2 separate regions of the Homo sapiens genome follow, and region 2 is linked to region 1. The links are chromatin contacts, found by Hi-C or POLR2A ChIA-PET in ENCODE. All regions are on one chromosome and are shown on one strand. Each heading gives the region's core, a stretch centred on a gene start or an enhancer-like site at or near the end of the contact. The rest is flanking DNA. Distances are from core to core; before and after follow the strand shown. Region 1 overlaps FLOT1 (flotillin 1). Region 2 overlaps PSORS1C1 (psoriasis susceptibility 1 candidate 1).

Region 1 (4,165 bases), core at 1,243-3,742:
ATGACAGGCATGAGCCACCATGACTGGCCCAAGCCCAGATTTCTTAAAAAGCTAGAAAACCATGGAGGAATGCCTTCAGAATTCTGATGGAAAGTTAATCCCAACATAGCAGCCTGCTTTCAGCCTAACTGGTATTAAAATAGAAGGGTAGAGGCCGGGTGCAGTGGCTAACGCCTGTAATCCCAGCACTTTGGGAAGCCGAAGCAGGTGGATCACCTGAGATAAGGAGTTCAAGACCAGCCTGGCCAATGTGGTGGAACCCCATCTCTATTAAAAACACAAAAATTAGCTGAGCGTGGTGGCAGGCACCTATAATCCCAGATACATGGGAGGCTGAGGCAGGAGAATTGCTTGAACCTGGGAGATGGAGATTGCAGTGAGCCAAGACTGCGTCACTGCACTCCAGCCTGGGTGCCAAGAGCGAAATTCCATCTCAAAAAAAGGTAGAATAAAAATCTCAGAGAAAGCAAGACCTCAGAAAAAATATTGTCTTTATATTCTTTCTGAGGAAGCTTCTGGAGGTTGAGTTTCACCAAAAGGTGGGCATAGACAGGAAGGAAAAAGAAACAGACAAATGGTTGCCTAAGGGACACAGGAGAGAGGTGATCCTGCACACCGGTGTAGAGGGCAACGAGGCCAGTTTGGAACGGGTTTGAAAATTTAGGGTGAAAGACAGTACAGAGTGCCGTCTCCAGAGCTATGCTTCTCTCTGGAGTGAACAGATGGGCCCGGGGGAAGGTAGGAGGCAGGGGAAGCATCACATGTATTGATGAGACCTACAATGATGATGGTGCATGGCTGAGCCTGAGCAATGGGACAACGAAGGCATGTGTTCTGGCTGGGTGTGATGGCACATGCCTGTAACCCCAACACTTTGGGAAGCCGAGGCAGGTGGATCACGTGAGCCCAGGAGTTTGAGATCAGCCTGGGCAACATAGAAAACCCTGTCTCTACAAAAAGTACAAAAAATAGCCGGGTGTGCTGGTTCACACCTGTAGTCCCAGCTACTCTAGAGGGGGAGGCGGGAGGATCATCTGAGCCCAGGCAGGTCAAGGCTGCAGTGAGCCATGATTACGCCATTGAACCTGGGTGACAGAGTAAGATGATGTCTCAAAAAGAAAAAAAAAATGTGTTCCTTGCCTGGCACCTCTCCTCACTAGCATCTTGATAAGAGCCTTCTGATTCCCTCACACTGCAAGGAATAAGAAGATGAAATCTAGGCTGGGTGCGATGGCTCATGCCTGTAATCCCAGCACTTTGGGAAACTGAGGCGGATGGATCACTTGAGATCAGGAGTTTGAGACCAGCCTGGCCAACATGGTGAAACCCCGTCTCTACTAAAAAAAATACAAAAATTAGCCAGACATGGTAGCACATGCCTGTAGTCCCAGCTACTTGAGAGGCTGAGGCAAGAGATTAGCTTGAACCTGGGAGGTGAAGGTTGCACTGAGCTGATCGTGCCACTGCACTCCAGCCTGGGCAATAGAGCGAAACTGCCTCAAAAAAAAAGAAAGAAATCTGCCTAAATAAGAGGAATTCTATGAATACACACATTCTTGTAGATGTTCAGAGTATCCCTGGAAGGATACACAAGAAGCTGGTCTTGGTGGTTTCTCTGGGAAAGGGACCCAGGTGGTTTGGAGAATGAGGAAGAAGCCTCGTGGTTCACTTTTTTTTCTGTTAAATCTGCACCATGTGCAAAAGACAAAAAAGATCACCTGTCCCCACCCCCACAAAAAATAAGTCAGCTATTGCAGTAGCCTAGGCTAGCACTAAGGTTATCGCAGCAACAGTGGGGGGATTTGAGCAAGACTGGAGATAGCAGAAAGCCAACATGTGCTCAGTGCCCTCAAGGTATTTATACTCTAGAAGGGGGCACACGTGGGAAAAATAGATTAAACGGGGGCTCATCAGAGAAACACTGGACTCCACTGGACTGGCCAAGCAGACAGGAGGGAACCCACCTTCATGCACCTGCTCCTTTTTTTTTTTTTTTTTTTTTGGAGATGGAGTCTTACTCTGTTGCCCAGGGTGGAGTGCAGTGGCGTGATCCCAGCTCACTGCAACCTTCGCCTCCCAGGTTCAAGCAATTCTCCTGCCTCAGCCTCCCGGGTGGCTGGGACTACAGGCATTCGCCACCACACCTGGCTAATTTTTTGTATTTTAGTAGAGACAGGGTTTCACCATGTTGGCCAGGCTGGTCTCGAGCTCCTGAACTCAGGCAATCCACCCTCCTTGGCCTCCCAAAGCGCTAGGATTACAGGCGTGAGCCACCGCGCCCGGCCACCGGCTCCTATTTTTATATCCCACTCTGGAGCTCTGGTTCCCGGGCACTTGCTCTTCACCTCTGACTCAGAGCGTGAACCTGACTTCACCCTCCTACCCAGGTGGCCAAGACTAAGCAGCAGATTGAGGAGCAGCGGGTGCAGGTGCAGGTGGTGGAGCGGGCCCAGCAGGTGGCAGTGCAGGAGCAGGAGATCGCCCGGCGGGAGAAGGAGCTGGAGGCCCGGGTGCGGAAGCCAGCGGAAGCGGAGCGCTACAAGCTGGAGCGCCTAGCCGAGGCAGAGAAGTAAATGTCCCCTCCCTGACCCTGCCTAGCTCACTTGCCACCTAGGCACCCCAAGATGGAGTGCTGAAGCCTTCACCACCTGGACTCCTATGGATTTCAGGTTTCAGGAGCGTCTGCCTCTGCAGCACTGGGCCTTTCTCCTGGGAGTAAGGGCTGCTGGGCTCCACCCTCCACTTCCCTTCTGTCCACAGGTCCCAACTAATTATGCAGGCGGAGGCAGAAGCCGCGTCTGTGCGGGTGAGTTAAGAGGCAGTTCCATGCTGGCTTGTGGAGAGGGTGGGGGTTGCTGCTTGATCGGGGATTTCTTGTTCTTAATGATTTCCGTCAATCTCACAAGCATCCTTAACCCTCAGATGCGTGGGGAAGCTGAGGCCTTTGCCATAGGGGCCCGAGCCCGAGCCGAGGCTGAGCAGATGGCCAAGAAGGCAGAAGCCTTCCAGCTGTACCAAGAGGCTGCTCAGCTGGACATGCTGCTAGAGAAGCTGCCCCAGGTCTGGAGGTCATGTGGGCACCAAGAAAGGAGGAAATAGAACCAGGGACTAAGGGGTGGGGTGTAGTGAGGGGCTTAGGGAGAAACAGCCTAGGGGGACTCTAAATTAGGGGTGGGAATTATTAGTGACCAAAGTGAGGAAGGATGATCAGTGGAACGAGGACCTTAAAACCCAGAGTAAGTTGTTTTATGAGGAATGTGGTCAGATCATGGGCACTGAGTGGGTGTCTCTCTCCTGCCAGGTGGCAGAGGAGATCAGTGGTCCCTTGACTTCAGCCAATAAGATCACACTGGTGTCCAGCGGCAGTGGGACCATGGGGGCAGCCAAAGTGACTGGGGAAGTACTGGACATTCTAACTCGCCTGCCAGAGAGTGTGGAAAGACTCACAGGCGTGAGCATCTCCCAGGTGAGGTCTCAGGTTGGAGCTGAGGAGAATTGCTAGGTTCCTGTGTTGTGTGACACAGTATGCCTAGCATTTAACCAGCATCCAGGCCTGGGAGTCATTGATGTTTATTAATCACTTTCTGTGTGCCAGACACAGTGCTAAGCTTCTACATAAATGAGTTGTTTTAAATCAAACTACCATTAGGGTATATAGGATTTTACAAAGTCCAGAAACTCAACATCCAGCATGTTCCTACTCATTCTGCTAGTGCAGCTGGAGTGAAATCCAGGTCGACTGTCTCTGCAACCTGTGCTTGTGGTCACCCCACTAGTATAGGGAACTAGTTGCAGCCTATTGACAGTTAATTAATTCTAGGGCATATCACTGCTTTTCTCAGCGCCCCAGTTAATTCACCTGTAGATCATGGTAGAAGTCAGCAAACAGGCTCTGGAACCACTGTTTTGTTGCGAATCCTAGCTACAATGCCTGCTAGCTGTAATCTTGGACAAGTAATCAACCTCTCTATACCTGTTTCCTCATCTTAAAATTGGGTTAATAATTAGAAACTACCCTGTTGAATTGTTGAGGGGCTCGAGCAAATATTTGCAGTGTTTAGAATAGTGCCTGGTATATAGTAAGCATTATGTGTATGTTAAAGAAATGGGGCCAGGTGCAGTGGCTTACGCCTGTAATCCCAGCACTTTGGGAGGCTGAGGCAGG
Region 2 (4,165 bases), core at 1-2,500, 390 kb before region 1:
GGAAGAGTGGAAAGTGGGGGCTGACCCAGCCAAGCTCCAGGAGGCCATTCCATAGAGGAGAGAGCCATTGGACCAGGAGCCAAGCAGGGAAGAAGGAAGGAAAGGTAGAGCCGAGCACCGCCCACACCAGGAATAATCTCAGGAAGAGGATGGTGTGGACAGGCCCCAGGACAGGGCTTCTCAGCTAGGGGCAACTCGTTATGCTGCAGTGGGGGCACCTAACAGAACCCCCTAGGGTTTTTTTAAAGTATACAGCACGGTCCTGCCCACCACTGGCATCAGATGAATGCCATGTCCAGGGGAAACCCCAGTACGTCCTCATCACAGCCATGTGAACACTGCTGTTTGTTCATAAAAATGTGTTGCATCCCTAGGGGGAAATAAAAGGAGCTAATCCAATAGAGAGAAGAGTGGCTCAGGGGAGACAGTCACCCGTGAGGAATGAGGGCAGGACACACAGGCCCAGGCCGAGATTGCACAGGGTGTTGCATGAGTGGCTGTGTCAGAGCCAAGTGCACATGCCCACTGCCACCTCCGCCAAGGCCATCAGTGAATCCCTCCAGCACCTACAGGGGCTTTGCACATAAGAGCTGTGCTTGCAGGGGGTGGGGGGTGGGCACAGGGCAGGAAACCAGAGAGGAGGGCACCATGTCCCTGAGTAAGGTAGAAAGGGGAAGCACAGCCTGGACACATTCTTCCATTCTTTTATTTCAAAATATCACCAAGTGCCTGCCACAGCTATGTGCTGGGAACTCAGTGAACGCACCTGTGCTTTGCCCACTGGCATGGAGCCCACGGTCCGGGGGTGATGGTTTCTGTTGCATTTCAAAGCCACTGGGGCGCTGCATAGATGGCTGGCTGCAGAGTCTATTTGAGACGAAGGCAAGAAGTCAGGGCTCACGGACTGTAGATTCCACCCTTGATCGTCTACTACAGGAAAGAAGCCACAGAAGTGAGGGGGTATTCCCAACAGGAAGGCAGAGAAGGAGAGATTAAAACTGAGTCAAGAAGTGTAGCCAGTCCCATAGGAGCACCTGGGCTGAGGAGGGTCAGTCTTCGCAGAGATGTTCGGAACACCTGATTGGGGATGTGCCCTCTCCTTCTATGTTCTTGGTCACCAGAGGAACCAGGTGAAGAGTGTGGATGACTCAGTCCACCCCTCCCCGCACAGGAAAAACAACTCAGAGGACATCCCCTACTGGGAGTGGGCCAGGAGCGCTGGCTTCCACGCCAAGGAGAGGAGGGTGTTGTTGTGGCTGCAGAGGTGAGTCCACAGGGAAGCGTGGGTGTCATGGAGAAAGAGAGAGGAGAGGAAACGGCCTCTCGCTGGAGCCAAGCAGAGAGGAACAAAGGAGGGGAGGAGCCCACAGGCCCTGGAGCCCCAGAGCAGCTCTGGGTGGCCCCTTTCCTTCTCTCCTCAGCACAAAATAAGCTGCTTTTCCAGGCTTTTTCTCTTCCTCGTGCTCACTCCATTTTCCTTCTTCCAAGCCTAAGCCCTGGTCTACCAAGGACCCCTATGTGAAACACTTGTGCTAGAACTTCTGTCCTGACTCTCAGGCCCCCAGAGGAGGAAAGCTGTGGAGGAGGGACCTCATGAGCCAGTAACCTTCACTTAAGAATTCTTCACTTTTTTTTTTTGAGACGGAGTCTCACTCTGTCACCCAGGCTGGAGTGCAGTGGCATGAAATCGGCTCACTGCAGCCTCCGCCTCGCCGGTTCAAATGATTCTCCTGCCTCAGCCTCCTGAGTAGCTGGGATTACAGGTGCCTGCCCCCGCACCCGGCTAATTTTTGTATTTTTAGTAGAGATGGTTTTGCCATGTTGGCCAGGCTGGTTTCAAATTCCTGAGCTCAAGTGATCCACCTGCCTTGGCCTCCCAGAGTGCTGGGATTACAGGCGTGAGCCACCATACCTGGCCAGCTTTGACAGCAGAAATCTTCTCTCTAGAAATATTCATATACATAAGGAATTTTGCACACATCCTTACAGGGTTTAGGGAGCCTCTTAAGCCTGTCCATGAACCTCTGCCATTCATTTATAGCATGGTGTCAGCTGCAGAGTAATAGGATCTATGTGGGCCTGGAAGTCCAACAGGCCTGGGTTTGAATCTTTTTCAAACATTTTTGCTTGTTAGCAGCTGGTTTGGACAAATAATTTCAACTTAGTTTTCTCATCTGTGAAACAGGGGGAAAAAGCACTTACCCTGTAGGGCTGTTGTGAAGATTGAACAAGACAACTCATGTTAAATACCCAGGCACCGTGTCCGCCTGCAGCAGGCAGTCAGTACATGGTGGATCTCGTGCCCCAAGCCTCCTCTTTATGGAGTCCCTCAACTTGCCCCAGCTGGCCTCGGATTCCTCCCACCTCCACCTCCTGGGTAGCTGGGACTATAGCACGCCATGCTTCAGCCCCCTTTGTGATCATTCAAAGCCGTTTGGTTCCCTGCACCCTCTCACATTTACTGCAATTCCTATAGAATCCAAATTCTTTTAACCTGGTGTTGTAGGTCATCTACAATCCTGATCCAAGCAGCCTGTCCCTTCTCCCACACCACTGTCCTCCACATGCATGTCCCACACCAACCCACGCCATCCGCTGGTTCTAAATACACCTGAAGCACCACAAGGCCCCACGTCTGGCTGCCTGCTCTGTGCTTCTCTCATCATTCCTCAAGGCCCGGGGAAAGTCCTGCCACCTCCCTGAAGCCAAGTGCCTACCCGCTTCTCCACTCTAGGCTGCTGTCTTACGCTGTGTGTCCCCAGCTGGATGGCAGCTCCTCAGGGCAAGGAACAATTTCTCTTCTTTCTCAGTGCAACTTCCAAAACACAGCAGAGGAGCGTGCACTGGGGGCCAAGGCTGGCACAGCAAACACAGCAGCACAGGGCTGCTGGAGGGGTGGAGGGGACCAGAGGGGACAGTGACCTGCCTGCTTCATGATACATGGCTGGGAGCCCCACCTTTTGCCTATGGAAGGCATGTGCTTTGAGCTTGATTTTCTCGGGTGTAGAGTGTCTACGCCACCCACACTTTCTCACCCGGTCCAATGCACGGGCACGGGCAGGGGCAGGGCCAGAATCTGTTGCTGTAGAACACAGCAGAGCTGCCTGCACTACTGTGGACGTCACCAAACTGGCAGCTTCACTGAAGGTGACCCTGGCCTGTGTGGGCACTCAGCTGATGCCCTTTTCTTCCCTCCTAAGCCCCATTAGCTTTAGGTCTCCACCACCTGCACTGAGAGAAAGATTAATGGTGAGCACCAGAGTAAAATCTAGCACAGAAGGCAGGGTTTCAGTAAAAAACCAAAAGCACGGCGGATTAGAGCTCAAGGGCCCACAGGTGGGCAGGACAGTAGAGGAACTGGGCAGCCCAGGGTGGCAGGATGGGGTGGACAGGAGTGGACAGGAGAGAGTAGCCAGGAGGAGGGACGTGGCTGCACCGCCAGTCCACGTGGGCGGCTGGAGACCTGGCAGGAGGCCAGGAGAGACTGTGCCTCCTCCAGCCTGGCTGTCTTGGCCAAGTTCTGACGGCAGCCAGGAGGAATGTGACAAAGAAAACAAGACAAACTTTGCTACCTCTGGCTGGTCAGGGGAAGTTTGTGTTGGAAAAGAAGAAGCCACAGATTCCACTGTTCCGCTGCCTTCTCCCCTCACACCCTGGGACGGCCCAGCACCTTCTAGTCCACTCCTCCCTGCCCTCTGCCACTCCCCTCATTACCCCAGTGCCCCCTCCCTCCTTGCCCAGGTCCTCCAGGGAGCCAAGCCTGAGAGTCTAGGGAGGCCCACAGGAGGAAATGATGTTCGGAAAGAGCAGCATCACTTTATTTTTTGAGACGGAGTTTCCCTTTTGTCACCCAGGCTGGAGTGCAATGGTGCAATCTTGGCTCACTGCAACCTCTGCCTCCAGGGTTCAAGTGATTCTCCTGCCTCAGCCTCCCGAGTAGCAGGGATTACAGGCGCCCACCACCACGCCTGGCTAATTTTTTTTGTATTTTTGGTAGAGACGGGGTTTCGCCATGTTGGCCAGGCTGATCTCGAACTCCTGGCCTCAAGTGATCCGCCCGCATCGGCCTCCCATAGTGCTGGGATTACAAGCGTGAGCCACCGTGCCCAGCCGAGCAGCATCACTTTAAATGGTATCTCTGTCTCACATTTGTGCCTGCACCTCT

What was found. A loop is a pair of places that touch in the nucleus more often than their neighbours do. ChIA-PET counts read pairs that join two places held with the same protein, here RNA polymerase II (POLR2A).
Region 2: a map of mammary epithelial cell shows a loop between it and region 1 (4-fold over the local background). The contact joins two enhancer-like sites. A Hi-C loop is called at or near these places in 1 of 168 maps with a recorded cell type or tissue (mammary epithelial cell). POLR2A ChIA-PET finds 5 or more read pairs at or near these places in 3 of 52 experiments (MCF 10A, PC-9 and naive thymus-derived CD4-positive, alpha-beta T cell).

Annotation. Positions count from the first base shown.
Region 1 is chr6:30,729,323-30,733,487 of GRCh38, reverse strand. FLOT1 (flotillin 1) reads left to right here. Exons shown (of 13, transcript NM_005803.4): 9 at 2,388-2,569; 10 at 2,761-2,806; 11 at 2,923-3,060; 12 at 3,302-3,466. Among named protein-coding and RNA genes, the nearest start is that of TUBB, 11 kb to the right of the region's middle. RefSeq lists an enhancer at 2,522-3,146. Within about 2 kb of position 2,492, at least 16 of the 41 ENCODE cell types and tissues checked have a DNase peak (open chromatin) inside an H3K27ac peak, as active enhancers do.
Region 2 is chr6:31,122,441-31,126,605 of GRCh38, reverse strand. PSORS1C1 (psoriasis susceptibility 1 candidate 1) reads right to left here. Exons shown (of 6, transcript NM_014068.3): 2 at 767-930. Among named protein-coding and RNA genes, the nearest start is that of CDSN, 4.1 kb to the right of the region's middle. RefSeq lists enhancers at 1-13, 14-614, 615-1,215. Within about 2 kb of position 1,250, at least 11 of the 41 ENCODE cell types and tissues checked have a DNase peak (open chromatin) inside an H3K27ac peak, as active enhancers do.